3 separate regions of the Homo sapiens genome follow, and all the other regions are linked to region 3. The links are chromatin loops, found by intact Hi-C in ENCODE. Cell type or tissue: endothelial cell of umbilical vein. All regions are shown on one strand. Links, peaks and the distances in the headings refer to the core of each region. The heading gives the core; the rest is flanking DNA.

Evidence for each region. Peaks named below come from ENCODE experiments on the same cell type or tissue, not always from the same donor. Only the 100,000 strongest peaks of a DNase experiment are listed, where the experiment ranks them.
Region 1: a loop joins it to region 3, with 11 times the contacts of the local background. A loop is called at or near these places in 13 of 110 quality-filtered maps.
Region 2: it touches region 3 in a loop (6-fold over the local background); 6 of 110 quality-filtered maps call a loop at or near these places.

The regions. Positions count from the first base shown.
Region 1 is chr1:52,326,145-52,334,615 of GRCh38, reverse strand. ZFYVE9 (zinc finger FYVE-type containing 9) reads right to left here. Exons shown (of 19, transcript NM_004799.4): 14 at 1,698-1,848. Among named protein-coding and RNA genes, the nearest start is that of CC2D1B, 36 kb to the left of the region's middle. In endothelial cell of umbilical vein, for the core only: a CTCF peak has its summit at 3,934; no DNase peak of the experiment used is centred there; H3K27ac peaks cover 1,462 bases.
Region 2 is chr1:52,661,670-52,670,142 of GRCh38, reverse strand. It overlaps a transcript of SHISAL2A not described here. Among named protein-coding and RNA genes, the nearest start is that of COA7, 32 kb to the left of the region's middle. RefSeq lists silencers at 3,512-3,806, 6,892-7,186. In endothelial cell of umbilical vein, for the core only: no CTCF peak of the experiment used is centred there; a DNase peak (open chromatin) is centred at 3,622.
Region 3 is chr1:52,123,521-52,132,048 of GRCh38, reverse strand. No RefSeq gene overlaps it. Among named protein-coding and RNA genes, the nearest start is that of ZFYVE9, 14 kb to the left of the region's middle. In endothelial cell of umbilical vein, for the core only: a CTCF peak has its summit at 4,447 (motif pointing left); a DNase peak (open chromatin) is centred at 4,418.

The DNA.
Region 1 (8,471 bases), core at 472-8,471, 200 kb before region 3:
TCAGAAGTTGAGAATTCCGACCATCATCACACAGAAAATTTTAAAAAATCAAATCTATATTCCACAATAAACATGTAACCAACAATTCTGATGCTTACAACAGCTTTGGGAACTAGGTTTTAAGATACACTCCCCCATTTTGTTTTGTTCTTCCTCTAATTAAGAATCCAAGTATCTTACAAGAAAAGGAATCTTAATGGTTGAGGTCAGGGGGTTGGCAAGCTATAGCCTGCCTGGCCTCCAGCCTGCTTTTGTAAATAAAATTTTATTGAAACACAGCCATGTCCATTCATTTACTTATTGTCTATGGCAGTTTTTGCACTATAATACTAGAGCCGAATAGTTGTTGACAAAAACCACAGCTTGCAAAGTCTAAAATATTTATCATTTGGCCCTTCACAAAAAAAGTTTGCCACCCCCAATCTAATCCATTGATTTTCAGATTTTTTTAGATCAAATATATTCTGAAGATAGAAATATGGTTGCCAACTATTTTATCTGCTAAGTTTTTTTTTTTTTTTTTGAGACGGAGTCTCGCTCTGTCACCCAGGCTGACGTGCAGCGGTGCTATCTCTGCTCACTGCAAGCTCCACCTCCTGGGTTCACGCCATTCTCCTGCCTCAGCCTCCCGAGTAGCTGGGACTACAGGCATGTGCCAGCATGCCCCGCTAACTTTTTTGTATTTTTAGTAAAGATGAAGTTTCACCACGTTGGTCAGGCTGGTCTTGAACTCCTGACCTTAGGTGATCCACCCACCTCGGCCTCCCAAAGTGTTGGGATTACAGGCGTGAGCCACCATGCCCTGCTTTTTTTTTTTTTTTTTTAAGAGACAGGGTCTTGCTATGTTGCCCAGGCTTGTCTTGAACGCCTTAGCTCAAATGATGCTCTCGCCTTGGCCTCCCAAAGTGCTGGGATTACAGGCATGAGCCACCGCGGCTGGCCTAACACGGGGTTTCTTAGATTAAATCTATTAAACAAGACTTATTTTTTCATGTGAAGTTTTTAACACCATGGTGCCTGAGAAAACACTTTGGGTAACGCCTCTTGAGCAATGCTTCTCAAAGTCGAATGTGCACTTGAATCACACAGAGATCTCGTTAAAATGCAAATTTTGATTAGTGAATCTGGGGTGTGGAGACCACATTCTGAATAGCACTGAAACCTCCTTCAGAATCCTGTCAAGTTAATTAGCATTCTGTGGGAATGGTCATCCAACAAGCTTCAAATTTACCTAAACATACTCTCATTATGGGGCCTAGTCGTGCCTTCAAATGCCAGAGCTGGCCCTTGTCAATATCCTAAGGGCATATTTTTTTTTTTTTTTTTAATTATTATACTTTAAGTTCTAGGGTACATGTGCACAACATGCAGGTTTGTTACATACGTATACACATGCCATGTTAGTTTTGCTGCACCCATCAACTCGTCATTTACATTAGGTATTTCTCCTAATGCTATCCCTCCCTCCTAAGGGCATATTTTCAAAATTGTTCCCTCAATAACACATATCCCATTTGCAACTCTGAGTCTGGCCACTTGGGGAGTCAACATAATCCTGAAGAATATGGTTGGAAAGGTTAATTAATTTGTTTGTGGTCACCTATCTAGAAAGTGAGTGTTACGGGACTGAGGTATCTAACTGTCCAAGTCCAGTATAATTTTCCATTATCATAATCTCAACCAGCTCAAATGCTCACCTTTTCTGGGCTGATTGTGAATACTGATAGCCTGGGTCTGATAGTTTCCATCATCATTCTGTACACACACAAGATGAGAGTCTGCCTTTTCATTGAAGCAGGCACCTCCTGCCAGGACATGCTCATTGGACTTGTTCATGGCTTTCATCATCTGCAATCAAAGAGATAACCTTATTCTGACAAGAATGGGCATTTTTCTGTCTGACATGGTGCAACTCCATCTTCTCAAAAACAAAACTAACAGAATATTACGTATTAAAGTGACAAAAAGGGCCACCAAATAATGAAACAAAGTAAAAAAATGTCACCATTAACAAATCAATGTACACAAAAATTCCCTGTACATTTTATAAGCCATTTGTACTATGACCTAATAAGCACATGATACATTTTGCATTCACTTTTTGTCTTATTGCTGATTGAACTCAAGTAGCTAAAATTAGTTTAGCTAATTGTAGTTTCTCCTATATACTGGATTCTCTGAGGATATATAATCTGAAATTCTAAGTTCAAAAGAATGTCCCATATTTAAGTACATCTGCTTTCTTTTTCAACTTCCAAAGGAGTGAACTTCCCTCTAAAAACATATGAAATTCAAATTGTTTCTTAATTTTACTAACTTATGTTTGAGATCTTCAATGAAATTAGTTACTAATATTTTGCTTTATTCTTCTCAAAAGATTTAACATGATAATTCTGACCTAATCCAAAAAAAAAAAAATTCATGGGCCACTGTTTTGCATGTAATATGTAAGAACTCACCTTGATGTTAAACTCCAACCCTTGGCTGAAACAGGTTAATGATCATTTGTTGTTATTTATTTCTATAAAGAGTTTGGGGCCAGGCACGGTGGCTCATGCCTATAATCCCAGCAATTTGGGAGGCCGAGGCAGGCGGATCACGAGGTCAGGAGATCGAGACCATCATGGTTAATACGGTGAAACCCCGTCTCTACTAAAAATAAAAAAAAATTTAGCTGGGCATGGTGGCAGATGCCTGTTGTCCCAGCTACTCAGGAGGCTGAGGCAGGCGAATGGCATGAACCCGGGAGGCGGAGCTTGCAGTGAGCCAAGATCGCACCACTGCACTCCAGCCTGAGGAAAGAGCAAGACTCTGTCTCAAAAAAAAATAAAAAAAAAAAAAAGAGTTTGACACCTTTTTTTTTTGAGACAGGGTCTCTCTCTGTTGCCCAAGCTGGAATGCAGTGGCTCGATCTTGGCTCACTGCAACCTCCGCCTCCTGGGTTCACGCCATTCTCCTGCCTCAGCCTCCCGAGTAGCTGGGACTACAAGTGCCTGCTACCACGCCCAGCTAATTTTTTTGTATTTTTATAGAGACAAGGTTTCACCGTGTTAGCCAGGATGGTCTCGATCTCCTGACCTCGTGATCCGCCCACCTCAGCCTCCCAAAGTGCTGGGATTACAGGTGTGAGCCACTGCACCCGGCCGACACTTTTTTTTTTTTTTTAAGAGACAGGGATCTCACTATGTTGTCCAGGCTGGATTCAAGCTCCTTGGCTCAGGTGATCCTCCCACCTCAGCCTCTTGAATGGCTGGGATTATATAGGCACATGCCACCTAGCCCAGCTCTGGGTTAATGATAATTTGTTTTTATTTCCCATTTTTTCCTTCATGTCATCCCATTTGTCCAACTTTCTGATCTAATCCTTTAAAATTGAGCCTTTAAACATCTAACTGGAAACTTATTTTGTTTTACTCCCCTCTTCCTCCTATAAGCTGTAGTGTTGCAGGCCAGGCCCGGTGGCTCACACCTGTAATCCCAGCACTTTAGGAGGCCGAGGTGGGTGAACCACTTGAGGTCAGGAGTTCGAGACCAGCCTGGCCAACATGGTAAAACCCCATCTCTACTAAAAGTACAAAAAAATGAGCTGGGTGTGGTGGCGGGTGCCTGTAATTCCAGCTACTTGGGAGGCTGAGGCAGGAGAATCACTTTACCCCAACAGGTGGAGGCTGCAGTGAGCCAAGATTGCGCTACTACACTCCAGCCTGGGGAACACAGGGAGACTATCTCAAAAAATAAAAATAAAATAAAAAAGTTGTAGTGCTGTCAGAGTTGTTTGACTCCATCTTGAACAGGGGCTGGGTAAAATGAGGCTGAAACCTGCTGGGCTGCATCCCAGGAGGTTGGGCATTCTTAGGATAGGAGGAAAGCACAAGATACAGGTCACAAAGACCCCACTGATAAAAACAGAATGCTGTAAAGAAGCTAGCCAAAACCCACCAAAACCAAGATGGTGATGAAAGTGACCACTGGAGGTCCTCACTGCTCATTATCACTAATTATAATGCATTAGCATGCTAAATGACGCTCCCACCCATGCATGACAGTTTTACAAATGCCATGGCAATGTCAGGAAGTTACCCTATATGATCTAAAAAGGAAGGAACCCTCAGTTCCAGGAATTCCCCACCCCTTTCCCAGAAAACCCTTTGTTTAGCATATAATCAGGAAATACCGTAACTATACTCAGTCAGGCAGCCCATGACACTGCTCTGCCTATGGAGCAGCCATTCTTTTTTTGAGATGGAGTTTCGCTCTTGTTGCCCAGGCTGGAGTGCAGTGACACTATCTCAGCTCACCGCAACCTCCAGCTCCCAGGTTCAAGTGATTCTCCTGCCTCAGCCTCCCGAGTAGCTGAGATTACTGGCATGTGCCAGCACACCCACTAATTTTGTATTTTTAGTAGAAATGGGGTTTCTCCATGTTCGTCAGGCTGGTCTCGAACTCCCGACCTCAAGTGGTCCGCCCACCTTGGCTTCCAAAGTGCTGGGATTATAGGCGTGAGCCATCGCACCTGGCCTGCCCATTTTTTAACTGGGTTGTCTTTTTTTTAGAGACTATGGTGCTATGTTATGTTATGTTATGTTATGTTATCCAGGTTGACACTGATCCTCCCACCTTATCCTTCCAAGTAGCTGGAACTACAGGCACATACCCACTTTGCCTTGCTGTCTTTGCTGTTGACACGGAAGAATTTTTTTTTGTTTTGTTTTTGAGACAGTCTCGCTCTGTCACCCAGGCTGGAGTGCAGTGGCGCGATCTAGGCTCACTGCAAGCTCCACCTCCCAGGTTCACGCCATTCTCCTGCCTCAGCCTCCCGAGTAGCTGGGATTACAGGTGCTGGCCACCATGCCCGGCTAATTTTTTGTATTTTTAGTAGAGACGGGATTTCACCGTATTAACCATGATGGTCTCGATCTCCTGACCTCATGATCCGCCAGCCTTGGCCTCCCAAAGTGCTGGGATTATAGGCATGTGCCACCGCGCCCGGCCGATATGTAAGAATTCTTAAGACCCTTATGAGAGATATGATCTGAAAATATTTTCTCCCATTTTATAGGTTGTCTTTTCATTTTCTTGCTAATGTCCTTGGATGCACAAAATTTCTAATTTTTATTAAATCCAATTCATCTATTTTTTTTCTTTTGTTGCTTGTGCTTTTGGGGTCATATCTAAGAATCCAATGCCAAATCCAAGGTCACGAAAGATTACTGTTTTCGTCTAATAGCTTTATGGTTTTAGCTCTTATATTTAGTTTGTTGGTTGATTGTTTTGAGTCAGTTTTTATATATAATGTGAGGTAAGGGTAAGTTTTAAAATTGAGAAGTATAAATCCACCAATTTTGTTCTTCTTTTTTCAAGAACATCCACGAAGGGCTATTAAGGGCCCCTTGCAATTACAGATGATTTGAATATTGGCTTTTCCATTGCTGCAAAAAGGCCATTGAAATTTTGATACGGCTTGCAATGAATCATTTGTAGATCACTTTTAATATTGACATCTTAACAATATTAAGTCTTCTAATCCATGGAACATCTTTCCATTTACACAGGTCTTTAATTACTTTCAGCAACGTTTTGTAGTTCTCAGGGTACAAGTCTTTTACTTCCTTGGTTAAATTTACTCCTAGGTATTGTATCCATACAACTCTAAGGCATCATCATCATCTCTTGGCTTTACTTTATTATAACTCTTCCAAAGCACCAGAGGTATCCAAACTATAATTGAATACTCCTCTTACACTGATATTTATCAACCTCACTAATCCAAACCACTTCTACCCAGGTTTTCCAAAGGTTACTTTGAAATAATTCTTCTGTAAATAGGATGAGTCAGCTAGAAGATTTCTGCTTAGCAAAGCCAACTGACAGACACATTTAGGTTCTCATTTGCAATTTACATTTGTATCACATGAAAGAAACTGAGATGATCACAATTTTAAAGAAATCATTTCTTCCGAATCATTAGGCTAAAGTGGTTTCTAATTTTGTCTACACTAAGCAGACTAAGAAACATTTTCAATCCAGACATTCTGAATAAATTAGCTGGCCTCAAAGGAAATCATTTCCTTGGATGTAAATTACAAGTCCAATGAAAGAAACTTCATATTTCTTTAGAGATAAATGAATATATTTTCTCTTAAGATAATGCTCAGTTACAACAAGAGCAGAGTTTTCAAGAGATTCAAAGGACCTTACTGACCATAAAACAAACTTACACTAGTCATATAATGATATAAATATTTGACTATCCATTTTGGTTGTGTTATTCTGCTGTCAATTCAAATTCTGTAATGTTCTTGTATCTATACCTATTTTCACCATAGTTCAAGGCCTAATTGCCTCTTTTCTGGACATAATGACCTTGTAACTGGTTTTCCTACAGTGAATCTCTATCAGTTCTGATTCATCACATACAATGTTTTCGTACTTATCAAAGCACAGCTCTATGTCACATCTTCTCCAGCTTGTCCTCCATTCAGAATCTCAAGCTTCCTATGCTCTAACCCCAAATCTTGCCTCCCTCCTACAGTATCCTTACATGCTGCTTACATGTAGGACTACTTCCTGATGGCCTACCATTTCCCATCCCTGAGGCTTTGCATTACTATTTTCTTTTTGGGTTTTTTTTTTTTTCTTTTTGAGACAGAGTCTTGCTCTGTTGGCCAGGCTGGAGTGCAGTGGTGTGGTCCTGGCTCACTGCGGCCTCTGCCTCCTGAGTTCACGCGATTCTCCTTCCTCAGCATCCCAAGTAGCTGGGACTGCAGGCGCCCGCCACCACCCGGGCTAATTCTTTGTATTTTTAGTAGAGACGGAGTTTGACCATCTTGGCCAGGCTGGTCTCAAACTCCTGAGCTTAAGTGACCCACCCACCTCGGCCTCCCAAAGTGATGGGATCACATGCGTGAGCCATCGCGCCCGGCCTACCTTCCCTTTTCTTCTCCCATGGCCAAGCACCTGAAAAAGTAGTCCCCTGAAAATGCCAATTTCAGCATGAAGACTTTTTTTTTTTCTGAGACAAGTCTCCCTCTGTCGCTCAGGCTGGAGTGCAGTGGCACCATCTCGGCTCACTGCAACCTCTTGCCTCCCGGATTCAAGCAATTCTTCTGCCTCAGCCTCCCGAGTAGCTGGGACTTCAGGCACACGCCACCACGCCCCACTAATTTTTGTATTTTTAATACAGATGGGGTTTCACCATATTGGCCAAGCTGGTTTCGAACTCCTGACCTTGTGATCTGCCCGACTCAGCCTCCCAAAGTGCTAGGATTACAGGTGTGAGCCACCGCGCCTGGCCAGCATGAAGACTTCTTTAACCCCCAGTGAGACATTAATGTGACCATTACCTTCTTTGAAATGCCATAGCACATTCTCTGTACTTTTTATATGCCATCATTCACATTCAACCTTGAATAATGCTTAATTGCAAGACCAACAGTATTTTTGTTTGTTTATTTTTGAGACAGAGTCTCACTCTGTCACCAGGCTGGAGTGTAGTGGTGCAATCTCGGCTCACTGCAAACTTCGCCTCCTGGGTTCAAGCGATTCTCCTACCTCAGCCTCCCGAGTAGCTGGGACTACAGGTGCATGCCACCATGCCCAGCTAATTTTTGTATTTTTAGTAGAGATGGGGTTTCACCATGTTAGCCAGGATGGTCTCTATCTCCTGACCTGGTGATCCACCCACCTCAGCCTCCCAAAGTGCTGGGTTACAGGCATGAGCCACTGTGCCCGGCCTTGTTTGTTTTTGAGATGGAGTTTCACTCTTGTTGCCCAGGCTGGAGTGCAATGGTGCAGTCTTGGCTCATTGCAGCCTCCACGTCCTGGGTTCAAGTGATTCTCCTGCCTCAGCCTCTCAAGTAGCTGGGATTACAGGCACAGGCATGTGCCACCATGTCCAGCTATTTTTTTTTTTTTTTTTTTTTGGTATTGAGTAGAGACAGGGTTTCACCATGTTGGTCAAGCTGGTCTTGAACTCCTGACCTTAGGTGATCCACCCACCTTGACCTCCCAAAGTGCTGGGATTACAGGCATGATCCACCATGCCTGGCCTTCGACCAACAGTATCTGAATACTGGCCTTGCTCGTAACTATCTGTGTGTCTTTGGTAAACTTACTTAACCTCTCTGTGTCCCAGGACCCTCTTCTATAAAATGTGATAATAAAAGTAACTATTTCATAGAGTTATGAGAGTTAGATAAATTAATATTTACAAAGTGCTTAGGACAGCATCAAACATATAATAAGTACTCTTTTAACAAACAATTTGTTAAATAAAATTTGTATGCTCATCTTCCCTACCCTGCCTACTGAACCTTACAGCAACCTTAAAATCAGCAGCAAATAATTCAACCAGGTAGCTCCTATACCTCTTATAAGATAATGAAATTAAAGACCTTTCCTAAAAGTTTACAAATTATTGAGAATGACATACCAGTAAAAGGCAGAGAAACAACTGCTGTAACAACAGAATG
Region 2 (8,473 bases), core at 1-8,000, 540 kb before region 3:
GGGAGATGGAGCCATAAATTTTAATAACTTCTCAAAAAAGTCTGCATTCCCCCCAAATATTAAGAGCCTCTGGTATAGATGAACCAAGAAACAAATAAATGCTTTTAGTTGGAAGCTTGAAAGTTTGACTTATAGTGCTGATATTTTTAAATGTTGCAATGATGGCATGGAGGAATGTTGGTGGGATGGAACATTGGAATGGCAGAGAGAGGAATGTTGGTGGGGTGGAGTGCTCCCCAGAATGGAATGACAACATGACAGAATGTGGTGTGCTGGAACATTAGTGTGTCAGAATATTAGGATATTCTAGAATGTTGATGTAACTGGGCCTACACAAATGTAGCTGTGTAGGTCACTATGTTCTGCACTTTTTGTATCATTCTAGGCCTTCGCTTTTGTCCCTACCTTGTTTTTTTTTTCTCAATAGAACACCACCTTCCAGATGTCTTAGCATCCTCTTTTTTTTTTTTTTTTTTTGAGACAGAGTCTCGCTCTGTCACCCAGGCTGGGGTGCAGTGGCGTGATCACAGCTCACTGCAACCTCCACCTCCCAGGTTCAAGTGATTCTCGTGTCTCAGCCTCTCAAGTAGCTAGGTTTACAGGCATGTGCCACCAACCCCAGCTAATTTTTGTATTTTTAATAGAGATGGGGTTTCACCATGTTGGCCAGGGTATTCTCGAACTCCTGGCCTCACATGATCCACCCGCCTCGGCCTCCCAAAGTGCTGGGATTACAGGTGTGAGCCACTGCGCCCGGTAGTATCCTCTTGCCTGTAGCTCAGTTGTATCTCAGGGTTGGGCTGCTATCTGATTCAGCCTCTGAATCTCCAACATTCCCTAGCTCAGTGCCCTGTAGGGGTCCAGTAAAGATCCAATTGGTGGTTCACGCCTGTAATCCCAGCACTTTGGTAGGCCAAGGTGGGAGGATCGCTTGAGCTCAGAAGTTCAAGACCAGCCTGGGCAATAAGAGAAGCCCCATCTCAAAAAAAAAAAAAAAAAAAAGATCCAATTGGCTGCTGGTACATGGGCTTGTGTCAGTTTTATTTTACACTGAGCCACTTTTTCCTTTCTGACTGTGCCCACTCTCCTTCAAGATCTGTCTCAACTACCTTGCAGGCTCAGGACTCGGGTAGATTACCTTGTCCATTCCTGTGTTTTCAGAGCCCGGTTCAGGGGCTGCCCAGAGGGCATGCCAACCCTGTGGCTTAGTCAGGGTAGCCTGACTAAGCTCTTGGCCAGAGGCCTGTCTGCAGCTGGGGCTCTTAGGGCTGGAGTTCAGCTTCTGGAGCTGTTAGGCTGAAGGAGACTCAGGATCCTTGAGGTTAGTCAGGAGCAGGGTAGGCCAGATCAGAGTTAGTTGGGGGAAAGGTGAGGCTTCATTACCAGAAGAACCTGATCCAAAGGCCAAATCCAAGAGCTGGGGTAGGGCATAGATTGGAGTCCAGAGTAGGAGCGGATGGGGAGGAGTTGGGGTAACGGCTGGTCTCCTAGACGTTCACTCCTCCTTTGCTCCATACACTCATTCGTGTGGCTGACACTTGCTGAGGCCTCCTCTGAGGAAGATCTGTCCATGCCCTGGAATTAACAGTCCATAATGGCGAGATGGACACATAGAAAATGACAATCCAGTGTGGTCGGGGCTATGACACAGAGAAGCTGTGGGAGACCAGAGGAGATCCCAACTCAGCTTGGGAGTCAAAAACAATTTCCTAGAGGAATACTCTCTAAGCTGACGCTGGAAGGAGTCAGGGAGGGGTGGGGGGCATTTTCAAATGGGAAGGCTGCCTCAAAAGCCAAAGTGCACGGAAATTTCCCAGTACCTACCTGTGGGCCTCAGATCAAGGTGCTAATCACAGACTGTTCAGTTCTTTGGGCCACACATGTTTGGTCTATCCAGGTCTAATTACCTTCAGACTTTCCCCAGCTATTCCAATAACCCACAAATTGAAGTATGTTGCAATCAATTCCAACCAGGAGAGGATAACTGCATCTTAAAGTGTGGAGACATTTCCTGATTTTGAGAGAACAGAATTTTCTGGACGTGCAAAGCCTGCTACCTCCCAGCCACCCTGCTGCCATGGCCTTTCTTCTGGGCCCACACATTAGCTATGTACTCATCCCAACAGCTGGGTGGGCCATTTACTCCCGGGGTGACCATCTCAGTTACTTCAACTTTGAAATGAGCTCCATAATGGTGTGGGGAATGCTTACTAAACTGGGTGGCAAGAGAACTATATTCAAACCATGGAGGCTTCACCAATGGCACTGTGTGAGGTTGGGCAGGGCATTTCTCTCTAGAACTCAACTTTCCTACCAGTGAAAAAGCAGAAAGGATGCAAAGGGGCTAGGATCTCCCTGCCTTGATGGTCCATGTCTATGTCAAATGCTGTATGTCCTGTTTTTGGCCTGCTTCTTTGAAATAGAGGCCACGTGATAGAGTGGATTCTGCAGACAGAAGATTTAGATATGATTCTGGTTCTGACTTGCTTTGTAAGTCTGGGACAGCCATGAAACCCCCTCCGAGCCCCAGTTTTCTCATTTGGTAAACTGAGGTAATACCTACCTCACAGGGTTCTGTGAGGCTCCAGTGAGCTAAAAGCAACATAATGATGACGATGACAATGATGATGATGGTGGTGGTGGTGATGGTGATGGTGATGGTGATGGTGATGATCTGTCTCCACAGCAGTCAATCTCTTTGAACGAATTACAATTGTGGTTGTTGCCAGGAAGTTAGGAACCACCTGCAGGGTCATAGAGAATGTGAACAAATCTTTGAAAGACTTCCCCATGGCGGAGCAAACATTCCCAGCAAGAGCTATTACTGAGGGGAAAAGAGGAATGAACTCGTGCTGACTAACTACGCCCATTTACTTCTTCCATTCCTGCAAGGTAGGTGTTCGTGTACCCATACTAGCTGGGTAACCAGTATATAAACCTTTCAGAGCCTCAGTCTCTTCACCTGTAAAATGTAATATTACCAAACTCAGAATTGGTGAAGCCTATAGTGGACATTGATTGCTCTGGGCCACCCAGCATCCAAACACTCCCTATCTGGAGGAATTCCAAGCTATGTGGGAGCTGAAGGAGGCAGCAACTCCTCCTGACCCTTGTGGGCTTGTGATTGGCCAAGTCAATGCCCTACATGGGCTGAGTCTGGTGGCAGTTAGCAGAGGGGCAAGGACAGAGATTACTTCAGGTGGCTGCAATGGGGCAAGAGCCTAGCAGTGCAGTGGTGATCAGCAAGTATCTGTGTGGCTAGAGGCAGAGTCTGTCCTAAACACATAGTTCCCATGGCAGGACTTTGGCCGTGCCCAGCTGCCCTTGATTCTCATCTAGCTTTGTGGTCTCCCTGTCATTTCAGTGAGACATCCAATAGCTTTCCAGTAAAGACCCTTTTTGCTTAATTTTGCCAGAGGTAGTTTCTGGCAACTACCTCTGAGAATTTGTTTACAACTGAGAATCTTGACTGGTACAGCGTAAACCCCATAACATGCCAGACACAATGCTCAGCATATAGTAAGCACTCAAAAAACTATAGACACACACACACACACACGCGCGTGTGCACAGAAACAAAAGTTCAGAGAAGTAAAATGATCTGCCTAAGGTCACACAGCAGGTGGTGCTATGGGGCTGGACATGGACATCTTGGTGGTACACTGCATTTAATTAATTAATTAATTAATTTGAGACAGAATCTCACTCTGTTGCCCAGGCTGGAGTGCAGCGGCGCAATCTTGGCTCACTGCAACCTCCGCCTCCTGGGTTCAAGTGATTCTCCTGCCTCAGCCTCCCAAGTAGCTGGGACTACAGGCGCCTGCCACCACGCCCAGCTAATTTTTGTACTTTTAGTAGAGGCACGGTTTCATCATGTTGTCCAGGCTGGTCTTGAACTCCGGACCTCAAGTGATCCCCCCGTCTCAGTCGTCCAAAGTGTTAGGATTACAGGCGTGAGCCACCGCTCCCAGCCGGTACACTGCATTTAGATATCACTTTACTTCATAACACATTGTAGAACAATGTATTATTAACACATTTCTTCGTAAGTATCCAAACAACCTAGTGAGGCCAGAAGGGCTGGGATATTCTCTTGAGACAGAGAGGAAGGCATTAGCTCAAGGTAACCCTGTAAATAGTGGTGGCCTAGAATCCAGGTCTCAAGTCCACAGCCCAGGGCCGGTGCTCTGGTCATGTTCACACATGTGAGCTCACACATGCACACGCTGCTACATTTTATGAAGCAGCTCCATCGGAATACATGGCTACCTGATGCATTAGCAACCTGGGGTGAGTCAGCAGCTGCCTGTGAGGCCATCAGGGAGGGAACACCATGTACCAGAACTTGCAGAAAGGAGTGCTTCTGCAGCTTCCATGTGATCTGGGGTACAGGGAAGTGGGGGGGGATGGTGCTTGAGAAGAAGGATGGGAGGGAGGTGGGGATGGGTAGATTTGTCCTAACTTAGGGCCTCCTCTGGGCCCCAATAGGGCCCATACTTATTGAGGGAGATTTTGGTTCCTGCAGTGTTGGCAAAGTGGCTTAATTCGACTTAATGGAAGAAAAATGTGTAATGAATATGGATAATGCATACAATGAGGCCCCAGGGAGGGCTGGTTGGAGGAAGGGTGATGAGCTCATGATAAGTCTGAATGATAATGAGGCTGTAGCTCCAAGGGTGAGCCCAGGTAGAAGACATCGGGGACAACTGCTCCTCCCTAGGGGAGTGGGATCCTCCTGCTGACCTCTGTCCCCACCCTGCCCTGGCCTTCAGACCTTGACCTCCCACTTGGATAGAGTTACAGAATGTCAGATTCACAGGATTCTGGTTTCACAGGATTAGAATCAGGCTCAAGATTCCACAATTACAGACCTTTAGCACCACATATGTTAACAATAGAAAATTTCAGAATTGAACAGTCTGACAATTGGAGCCCCTTGGGAAGAAATCTAGGAGATCTTTCCCCAACTTTCATTTAGTAACAATAAATAACATCTGTCGAGCACATCACAACTTCCAAAGTCCTTTCACATCTGTACAGACATCGCATAGGGGTGGGTGGTATTATACCTTCAGCTTAAGTATTGTGCAGATCAAAATGGGCTGGCTGGCGGATTGCTTGAGCCTGGGAGTTCGAGACCAGCCTGGGCAACTTGGCAAAACCTCGTCTCTACTAAAAATACAAAAATTAGCTAGGCGTGGTGGTGTGCGCCTGTAGTCCCAACTACTCAGAAGGCTGAGGCAGGAGGATCACTTATGCCAGGGAGGTCAAGACTGCAGTGAGCCATGATTGCACCACTGCACTCCAGACTGGGCACAGAGCAAGATCCTGTCTTAGAATAAAAATAGCCGGGGTGCAGCGGCTCATGCCTGTAATCCCAGCACTTTGGGAGGCCGAGGCAGGCGGATCACGAGGTCAGGAGATGGAGACCATCCTGGCCAACACAGTGAAACCCCGTCTCTCCTAAAAAATACAAAAAATCAGGGCCGAGCGCGGTGGCTCACGCCTGCAATCCCAACAACTTTGGGAGGCCAAGGCGGGCAGATCACCTGAGGTCGGGAGTTTGAGACCAGCCTGACCAACATGGAGAAACCCCGTCTCTACTAAAAATACAAAAAAATTAGCCGGGCATGGTGGCACACGCCTGTAATCTCAGCTACTCGGGAGGCTGAGGCAGGAGAATCGCTTGAACCCGGGAGGTGGAGGTTGCGGTGAGCCAAGATTGCGCCACTGCACTCCAGCCTGGGCAACAAGAGCAAAACTCGGTTTCAAAAAAAAAAAAAAATTAGCTGGGCGTGGTGGCCGGCGCCTGTAGTCCCAGCTATTCGAGAGGCTGAGGCAGGAGAATGGCGTGAACCCGAGAGGCAGAGCTTGCAGCGAGCGGAGATCGCGCCACTGCACTCCAGCCTGGGCGACAGAGCGAGATTATGTCTCAAAAAAAAAAAAAGAATAAAAATTAAAATTAAAAAATAAATAAATAAAATGGGCTGGTCTTGCAGGACAAATTCTATTTTCCATATGCCAAGGTTTCGATACCTTTGTCTTCTGTAGTTATATAAACACTTCTATTTGGTATAATGTGTTCAAATTCTCTGTTGTGTAAATTCTGCACGGTCAAGTATGGTTTTTCAGAATGCATTTTGGCATATTGCAATGCTCAAAAATATGACTATCATTGTTGCATCAGCATAATCAGGGTTGGTACATTCTGCGATAGCTTTTTGGCAGGTTTTATCATCCAGCACTATTTTCAGTTCACAAAGGACTTAAACAACATATCCAAGAATAGATTTAAGTCACTAATGTAAAGACTGAACTTCAAGTTACTTCAAGGGTTAGTCAGCACATGTTCTGATTTTCTTTCTTTCTTTTCTTTTTTTTTAGACGCAGTTTCGCTCTTGTTGCCCAGGCTGGAATGCAATGATGCAGTCTCAGCTCACTGCAACCTCCACCTCCCAGGTTCAAGCGATTCTCCTGCGTCAGCTTCCCGAGTAGCTGGGATCACAGGCATGCGCCACCACGCCCGGCTAATTTTTGTATATTTAGTAGAGACGGGGTTTCACCATGTTGGCCAGGCTGGTCTCGACCTCATGACCTTAGGTGATCCACCCGTCTTGGCCTCCCAAAGTGCTGGGATTACAGGCGTGAGCCACCGCGCCCGGCCACATGTTCTGATTTTCTTAGAATAAGAAGTTAAACTACCAAAGATACGGAAAGAAGAAAAAAAGCAAACATAAGCTTTGGTGGATAGGAGCGCATAATGAACGCCACACAGAGGGGTGGTTGCGGGGAGGGCGGAGGAGGTGCTTGGAGGGAACCTGTGCTTGGGATTCTGCCAGTAACGGGCTGCGAGGGGTCTGGGGCAAATCCCTCACGCCTCTGGGTCTCAGTTTTTCCCTATTTCAAATGGGGATAATAATTCTCACCCTGGGGAAAGTTCGGGAGTTGATCAGCCCGGGAGGACATCTGCAGCCACAGGACAAAGAGCTAAGAGAGATGGAGAAGAGGGAGGGGTGTGGAACCGCAGGGAGCTGCGAGGGGCTTACGGCTTCCATGGTAACCTACAGCAGCCAGGAGAGAAGGCGGGGCTTGAGAACCCGGAGCTGGAGGTTTAGAAGATGAAGGTTTCACAATGAAGCTCCCTACTTCCCGGAGAAAGGCCTCCTTGGAGATAAGGCTGGCTGCACGACAGCAGCCCTCTGTGCTGGACAAGTAGTGATTTTGCCCTGTGCTTGAATAAACAAACCATGGCACTTTCCACAGTGTATTTAACTGTCTATTTAACCTAGCAGTCTTCCTCCAGTAGCCTGAGAATTCCCTGAGGGCAGGAATTATGACTGATTCATTTCTTTGTTCCTAGAGCCCAGGACAAGACCTGGCACACAAAAGATAGTCTGTTGGTTAGCGGACTATGGCTGAAGGTGGGGCTAGAGAGATCTACTTGTCCAGAGCCCTTGGAGCCCTAAGGGGTACTCTCTTTAAAACAGAAAGGGTGGGGGGGCGGTACCTCACGCCTGTAATCCCAGCACTTTGGGAGGCCTAAGTGGGCAGATCACTTGAGGTCTGGAGTTCAAGACCAGCCTGGCCAACACGGTAAAACCCCATCTTTATTTAAAAAAAAAAAAAAAAAATTAGCCGGGCATATTGGCAGGGGCCTGTAATCCCAGCTACTCACAAGGCTGAGGCAGGAGAATCACTTGAACCCGGGAGGTGGAGGTTGCAGTGAGCTGAGATTGAGACATCGCACTCCAGCCTGGGTGACAGAGCAAGACTCTGTCTCAATAAATAAATAAATAAATAAAATAAAATAAAATAGAAAGTTGACAGGATAGAATGCTTCCTCTACCTGGATGAGACCCTTCAAGTATTGCCATGGTCCATCAAGATTAAGTTCAACCCCTGCTTCCTCCATGAAGGCTTCCAGACTGTTTCTTTTCTCCTGCCTTAGAATCTTTGCAACTCTAATGGTCCTTACCCCACATCTTGGCATTTGTTTGGGATCTCTCTCTGACTGTTCTCTAGGGGTTTCACGGGTCAAACCTACTCTTCATCTCTAGTAAGTAAGGCCTGAAGGGCGGGGTTGCAGGATTATTATTATTTTTTTTTTTTTGAGACGGAGTCTTGCTCTGTCACCCAGGCTGGAGTGCAGTGGCGCAATCTCAGATCACCGCAACCTCCTCCTCCTGGGTTCAAGCGATTCTCCTGCCTCAGCCTCCCGAGTAGCTGGGATTACAGGCACCTGCCACCATGCCTGGCTAATTTTTTGTATTTTTAGTAGAGACGGGGTTTCACCATGTTGACCAGGCTGGTCTGGAACTCCTGACCTCAGGTTATCCGCCCTCCTTGGCCTCCCAAAGTGCTGGGATTATAGCTGTGAGCCACCATGCCCGGCCGTATTCTATTCTAAGGGCTTGTCACAGTGGTGGGCCCACAGTGTGTCTTCAGTCAACTCTCTCAGAGTGGGTCATCTGCT
Region 3 (8,528 bases), core at 202-8,201:
TTGCACCACTGGACTCCAGCCTGGGCGACTGAGTGAGACTGTCTGAAAAAAAAGAAAAAAAAAAAAAAAGAAGTACATATAGATAAACTATCTATTTAAAATGTAATATAGACCAATGGATTTAATGTAACAGTATGAAAAGTTCACTGATTTGGTTGCAGAGTCCACATTGCAACTCACCTTTAATAAATTACCACCTGTGGTCAGACATAGTGGCTCACACCTGTAATCCCAGCACTATGGCAGGCTGAGGCAGGAGGATTGCTTGAGGCCAGGAGTTCATTAGAATGATTTAAATCCTATTACCCAGTAATGGGATTGCTGTGTCAAATGGTATTTCTGGTTCTAGATCCTTGAGGAATCACCACACTTTCTTCCACAATGGTTGAACTAATTTACACTCCCAGCAACAGTGTAAAAGTGTTCCTGTTTCTCCACATCCTCTCCAGCATCTGTTGTTTCCTGACTTTTTAATAATCACCATTCTAAGTGGCATGGGATGGTATCTCATTGTGGTTTTGATTTGCATCTCTTTAATGAGTAGTGATGATGAGCTTTTTTTCATATGTTTGTTGTCCACATAAATGTCTTATTTTGAGAAGTGTCTGTTCATATCCTTCACCCACTTTTTGATGGGGTTGTTTGTAAATTTGTTCAAGTTCCTTGTAGATTCTGGATATTAGCCCTTTGTCAGATGGATAATTGCAAAAATTTTCTCCCATTCTGTAGATTTCCTGTTCACTCTGATGATAGTTTCTTTTGCTATGCAGAAGCTCTTTAGTTTAATTAGATCCCATTTGTCAATTCTGGCTTTTGTTGCCTTTCCTTTTGGTGTTTTAGTCATGAAGTCTTTGCCTATGCCTATGTCTTGAATGGTATTGCCTAGGTTTTCTTCTAGGATTTTTATGTTTTAGATCTTACGTTTAAGCCTTTAATCCATCTCGAGTTAATTTTTGTATAAGGTGTAAGGAAGGGGTCCAGTTTCAGTTTTCTGCATATGGCTAGCAAGTTTTTCCAACACCATTTATTAAATAGGGAATCCTTTCCCCATTGCTTGTTTTTATCAGGTTTGTCAAAGATCAGATGGTTGTAGATGTGTGGCGTTATTTCTGAGGCCTCTGTTCTGTTCCATTGGTCTATGTATCTGTTTTGGTACCAATACTTTGCAGTTTTAGTTACTGTAGCCTTGTAGTATAGTTTGACGTCAGGTAGCGTCATGCCTCCAGCTTTGTTCTTTTTGCTTAGGATTGTCTTGGCTATACAGGCTCTTTTTTGGTTCCATATGAAATTTCAAGTCGTTTTTTTCTAATTCTGTGAAGAAAGTCAGTGGTAGCTTGATGGGGATAGCACTGAATCTATAAATTACTTTGGGCAGTATGGCCATTTTCATGATATTGATTCTTCCTATCCATGAGCCTGGAATGTTTTTCCATTTGTGTCCTGTCTTATTTCCTTGAGCAGTGGTTTGTAGTTCTCCTTGAAGAGGTCCTTCACATTCCTTGTAAGTTGTATTCCTAGGTATTTTGTTCTCTTTGTAGCAATTGTGAATGGGAGTTCACTCATGATTTGGATCTCTGTCTGTTATTGGTGTATAGGAATGCTTGTGATTTTCACATATTGATTTTGTATCCTGAGACTTTGCTGAAGTTGCTTGTCAGCTTAAGGAGATTTTGGGCTGACACGATGGGGTTTTCTAAATATACAATCATGTCATCTGCAAACAGAGAGGATTTGACTTCCTCTCTTCCTATGTGAATGCCCTTTATTTCTTTCTCTTGCCTGATTGCCCTGGGCAGAACTTCCAATACTATGTTGAATAGGAGTGGTGAGAGAGGGCATCCTTGTCTTGTGCCAGTTTTCAAAGGGAATGCTTCCAGCTTTTGCCCATTCAGTATGATGTTGGCTGTGGGTTTGTCATAAATAGCTCTTATTATTTTGAGATATGTTCCATCGATACTTTTTTTTTTGAGACGAAGTCTGGCTCTGTCGCCCAGGCTGGAGTCCAGTGGTGCAATCTCGGCTCGCTGCAACCTCTGCTTCCTGGGTTCAAGAGATTGTCCTGCCTCAGCTTCCCAAGTAGCTGGGAGTACAGATGCGTGCTACCACGCCCGGCTAATTTTTGTGATTTTACTAGAGATGGGGTTTCACTATTTTGGCCAGGCTGATCTTGAACTCCTGACCTCAAGTGATCTGCCCACCTTGGCCTCCCAAAGTGCTGGGATTAGGGGCATGAGCCACCATGCCCGGCCAACTATTGTTATTTTAAATAAATGTTTAAAATGTCTTAGTTTTAATTTCTAAAATGATACCTATCCATATATGTAATCTATAGAAACGAAAGATCTTTTGGGTCCCTTATAATTTATGAGTGTATAGGGGACCTGAGACCAAAATGTTTGAGAACTGCTGCTGTAATTTATTCAACCATTCTCTTAAAATTAGGCATTTAAATTGTTACCAGTATTTTGCAATTGCAATGTTGCAGTCAATAATTTTGGGCATATGTGTTTTTCTGTTGTTGTAGATGTATCTTTAGGGCAAATTCTTAGTTTTGCCTGATCAAATAATGCATATGTAGTTTTGTTAGATATTACCAAATTCCCTTTCCAAAAGGTTGTACCTCAGTGCTACCACTGTCCCTCTCTCCTACCAACACCCATACTTTCTGTCAAACCTGATACAATAAGATATAATAACACTTTCAAGACTGTGTAATGGGAAAAGCTTTGGAACAGACAGACATGAGTTCAGTCCTGAGTAACTACTGGATATGAAGAGAAAGACTTGTTTTCCCATCAATAAAATGAGGCTAATGTCTGCTACAATATACAAAGGAATTGGCACATAGTGGGTGTTCATTAAATGGTAGCTGATGTTATTTATTATCTGAATCACTCTGGGCAAGTGGAAGTAGTGGTCAAGGTTGACCAGCACTGATATCCTGGATTCCTTGGGGGTAAAGAGTGGACTATGCAAACTGGAACTGTAGATGATGCTGACCGTAAGAAAGCATATAGAGTTGAGAATCTTGGAAGTTATCTAGGGTGCAAAAAGAGAATAGATCAATCTAACCAGAAAAGAGGCCAGAAGCAGATGCTGAAAGCTAGGGTATAGAACCAGAAGTTAGAAGATGCAGGCAATGAAATCACCAAATAGTTCATTAATTCAGCCAGTTAGTCAAATATTTATTGAATGCTACCATGTACCAAGCACAGTGTTCTGTGGTAAGCAAGGCACTATTCCTTACAGATGTTAGACTCTACTGATGGAAGCAGATGAGGAAATAGGCAATTACAATCTTAAGGGGTAAGTGCAGTGTGTTCTAGGAACACAAATCAGGGGTATCTAACCTGAACTTAGGGATCAGGAAAAACTTCTTAGAGGAAGTGTCACCTAAGTTGAGACCTGAAAAATGTCCAGGACTTTGCTAGGTGAATTGGGTAGAGGGAGGGAAGACAGTAGATAGGAAAAGAGTTTTTTGGGCAGCATAAATAGAATGTGCAACAACCTAGAAGCAGGAGAACACATAGTATGGTATGCCTGAAGAACTGAGAGGACAATTTTGGCTGAAGCAGAGAGTACAAAGTTGGGAAGCAATGACAGCCAAGACAGAGGCCAAATCAAGAAAGGTCTTCTAATTCTTGTCAAGGACTTTGGATTCTATCAGCAGTGAGAAGCTGTTAGAGCTTTTAATCTGGTCAATGATGTTAACAGATTTGATTTTAGAAGAGATCACAATGGTGTTAACAGATTTGATTTCAGAAAAGATCACAATGGTGTTAACAGATTTGATTTTAGAAAAGATCACTAACTGCTATGTAGGAAATAGATTAGAGGACACAGACTTGGAGGCAGGGAAGCCACTTATAAGTGTTTATTGCAGTCATCCAGGCAAAAGTGATGGTGACCTGAATTAGGTAGAGGAGGGAAAATACAGATTTCAGGAAGTAAAATCATCAAACTCATGATTGGATTGGCACGTGAAAAAGAGGGAGAGGTCAAGGATGACACTTGGGTTTCTGGGTTGGGTAACTTAGTAGTCAGTGCTGTCAAGCAGGGCGACAGCAGAGAAGGAGAAGGCTTGAGGGAGAAGATGATGAATGCTATTTCAACATGTTGCCAGATTAGGAAACAGGTTCAGAGAGGTGAAGTTGCCTGTCCAAAGTGACTGTAAGTGGCAGAGCTAAGATTCCAACCCAGGTGTGACTACAGATTTTCTTACTGCTTGAGCATTGCCACACCTTCTCCCACGCTCAGGGTGGGAATATGCACCAAGCACCAGGGAGAGGCAAACTGCTGAGACCACTTCTAATGTGGGTGAAGTGCTTTCCTGTCAGTTAGATTTGACTGGAGAATAATGGAAGAGGGTATTCCCACAAGCATAATTATTGTTATTAACATTCTGTCCATGATGACCCACACTGCCATCTTCTGGTGCCAGTAAGGAAGCATTAGGATACACTTGACAGTGGGGAATGTTTATGTTTTTTCATAAGAATTCTGTATGAGGCAGTATGGCATGTATGGTACAACGGAAAGACCCTGGGCTACAGTGTGAAAACCTGGGTTCTAATGATGTAAACATGGACTGGACTGAGGAGGAAAGTTGTGTAGGCATTTGAATCTCTGGGCTTTTCCTCAGGGTATCCAGTTCAGTCAGAGCTCCTTTAGCCTACCAACCTATTTGAGACTGCCCACAAGTACAGAGATAGTGTAGTGGAAAGAGCTTGTGTTTTGCAGTAAGCAGATCTGAATTCGAATTACAGCTCCACTAATTTCAGGTTGACTGGAGAAAGTCACTTATTCTGAGCATTGTTTTTCTGATTTGTATGGTACATAGTTGTAAGGGCTAGCAAGAAAGTGCCAGGTGCATGGTAGGCACTCAATTAAAGTTAAGTATCTTCCCTTGCCTTCTCTTATCTTTTAAACCTAAAACACTGTTTCCCATCACTATCTCTGGCAGCTCCAGAAAAGAGTTAACAACTACTTCATACCCTTTCCTGTTCTTTCCAATGTACATGTATTCTCTCATAATCAGAAAACCAAATAAAAAACATTTTGTTGTACAGAATAGACCAGCCAAATAGTGAGCATCCGTTGTGGCCAACATTTATTTTATTTGAATGTGCTGCATCTCGGTTGTGCACATGAACAAATGATGTGGACTCGTGTGTGTTCTCATGTGAATGTGAATTCACTTTAATTCTGCAAACACTGAGCTCTACCTATGATCCAGACACTATAGGAATAAAGAGTTGGGTGAAAATAGTGTTTTTGCTTGGTTTTGAATGTATGAGCATATGTGCTTTGGCTGAAGGAAGGGAGGATTCATAAAATTGAGGGATGTATGAGGTGAAAGCAGTGAAGGGCTGACACTAGCTCCAGTTGGCTCATGAGAGGCAATTGTTAGATTTTCGAAACTTTGTGAGCCAATTGTTAAACATTGCCATAATAGTTAGAAGAGAAGATTTGAAATGTTCCCGACTCAAAGAAATGATAAATCTGTAAGGTGATGGATATCATAAGTACCCTAATCTGATCAGTATATACTGTATGGAGGTATCTAAATATCATATATACCCACAAATATGTAAAATTATGTATCAATTAAAATGTTTAGTTAAAATTTAAATTATATAAACTTACAATTAAATTATGTTAAAAACCAAAGTAATAAATACAGGCAGCCCTTGCTTTGCACAGTTCTGAAATGCATGAATTTTAGTTACCATAGTTAACAACACAATTCAAATTTCATTTATCACAATATAGTAACTATAAGTAATTGCACACATTACAAACTTTGCTGCTGGCTCTTCAGTCCATGCATCACTATGTAAATAACAGATGCACATTATGATCAGTCATCAATCACACCACTTCTTTCAAAGTCAATCAGTGATAGACTTTGGTCTATCACTGCATATTTGTTATTCAGTTCTTTAACAAACAGCAAAGGATATATTGTGTTGCCTCCTTTTCTACCAGTAATAAAACTCACATGACATTTTAGAAAAATGAATAATCAAAAAGGGGAATTAGAAAAAAAAGATCAAGTGAAGTAAAGAAATGAAAAGTGATAAGGCTGGAAGTGAAACTTGAAGTAGTTGAGCATGGAAATTTTGACACTGTTCCCATTTGAAAGACTTTAGATATGTAACCAGAGGAACTTAGTGAAGGCAAACTTTTGAAAAAAATGAAGAAAATGGTTATAACCAAAAGGATGAAGATGTCTTAGAGACAGTAAGACCAGCAAAAAACTTCACATTAAAGGAACTCTTTGGCCAGGTGCAGTGGCTCACACCTGTAATCCCAACACTTTGGGAGGCTGAGGCGGGTGGATCATTTGAGGTCAGGAGTTCAAGACCAGCCCGGCCAACATGGCGAAACCCCATCTCTACAAAAAATACAAAAATTAGCTGGGCATGGTGGCAGACACCTGTAATCCCAGCTACTTGGGAGGCTGAGGCAGGAGAATCACTTGAATCGGGGAGGCAGAGGTTGAAGTGAGCCAAGATTGCACCACTGCACTCCAGCCTGGGCAACAGAGCGAGACTCCATCTCAAAATAATAATAATAATAATAACTAAGTAAATAAGTAAGAGAACTCTTAGAGATACTTCAAGACATTGAGAGTACCAAAAAATTTTTGATTTAAACAGGTTTTTCAAAATATATATTGAAAGTACAAAGAATAAGATGTTCGGAGTGGACCAGGCACAGTGGCTTAGACTTGTAATTCCAGCACTTTGGGAAGCCGAGGCAAAAGGATTGCTTGAGGCCAGGAGTGTGCAAGACCAGCTTGGGCAATATGGAAGACCCTGTGTCTACAAAAATAATAAAATTTTTAATTAGTCGGGCATGGTGGCTTATGCTACATAGTCCCCACTACTCAGGAGGCTGAGGCGGGTGAGGACTGCTTGAGCTCAGGAGTTCAAGGCTGCACTGAGCTACAATAGGGTCACTGCACTCCAGCCTGGATGACAGAGCAAGACCCTGTCTCTAAAAAAGTAAAAATAAAATGTTGGAAGTGGATCCAAACTTAGAACTAGGACCATGTTCCAAGCATGGAAACGTTGGTCACTCATAAATTATACAAAAACAAAGCAAGCACTATTCAAATTACCATTGATACTTTTTTTTTTTTACAAAGAAATACTTACTAATGTTTCAAATTTATTGTTTTTAATTAGTATACCATATCATTCAATGGGGAAAAAATAGTTTTCTCAACAAATGGTGCTGGGGGCCAGGCACAGTGGCTCACATCTATAATCCCAGCACTTTGGGAGACCAAAGTGGAAAGATCACTTGAGGCCAGAAGTTCAAGACCAGCCTGGGCAACACAGTGAGACCCCTGTCTCTAAAAAATATTTGAAAATTATCTGGGCATGGTGGTGCATACCTGTGAGTCCCATCTACTCAGGAAGCTGAGGTGAGAGGATTGCTTGAGCCCAGGAGTTTGAGGCTGCACTGACCTATGATTGCACCACTGCACTCAAGCCTGGGTGACAGAGCGAGACCTGTTTCTAAAAAAATAATGAAATGATATTATTGGCTGGGCACAGTGGCTCACACCTGTAATCCCAGCACTTTGAGGGGCCAAGGTGGGTGGATTACCTGAGATCAGGAGTTCAAGACCAGCCTGACCAACATGGTGAAACCTTGTCTCTACTAAAAATACAAAAAATTAGCCAGGCATGGTGGTAGGTGCCTGTAATCTCAGCTACTTGGGAGGCTGAGGCAGGAGAATTACTTGAACCTAGGAGGTGGAGGTTGCAGTGAGCTGAGATTGGGCCATTACACTTCCAGCCTGGGCAACAAAAGCAAAACTCCATCTCAAAAAAAAAAATTAAAAGAGGGCCGGGCGTGGTGGCTCACGCCTGTAATCTCAGCACTTTGGGAGGCCCAGGTGGGCAGATCACAAGGTCAAGAGATAGAGACCATCCTGGCCAACATGGTGAAACCCTGTCTGTACTAAAAATAAAAAAATTAGCTGGGTGTGGTGGCATGTGCCTGTAGTCCCAGCTACTCGGGAGGCTGAGGCAGGAGAATAACTTGAACCTGGGAGGCGGAGGTTGCATTGAGCCAGAGATCATGCCACTGCACCTCCAGCCGGGCAACAGAGCGAGACTCCATCTTAAAAAAAAAAACAAATTATTAGAAGAAAACATAGATGTAAATCTAACCAGGGATTATGCAGTGATTTATTTATTTATTTATTTATTTATTTATTTATTTATTTCTCTCTCTTTCTCTCTTTCTTGACAGAGTCTTGTTCTGTCACCCACCCAGGATGGAGTCCAATCTCGGCTCACTTATGCAGTGGTTGCTTAGATATGACACCAAAAGTATAAGCAACCAAAGAAAAAAATAAATTGGACTTCGTCAAAACTTAACACTTTTGTGAAGCTGGCTATGGTGGGAATATTTATACCAGAGAAATTGGCAAATGGTGTATATCAGGGCTTGTTTTGTTAAGTGTCTAGACTTAAGAAAGTGATAGAGCAACTGTGAATAATGCAAAT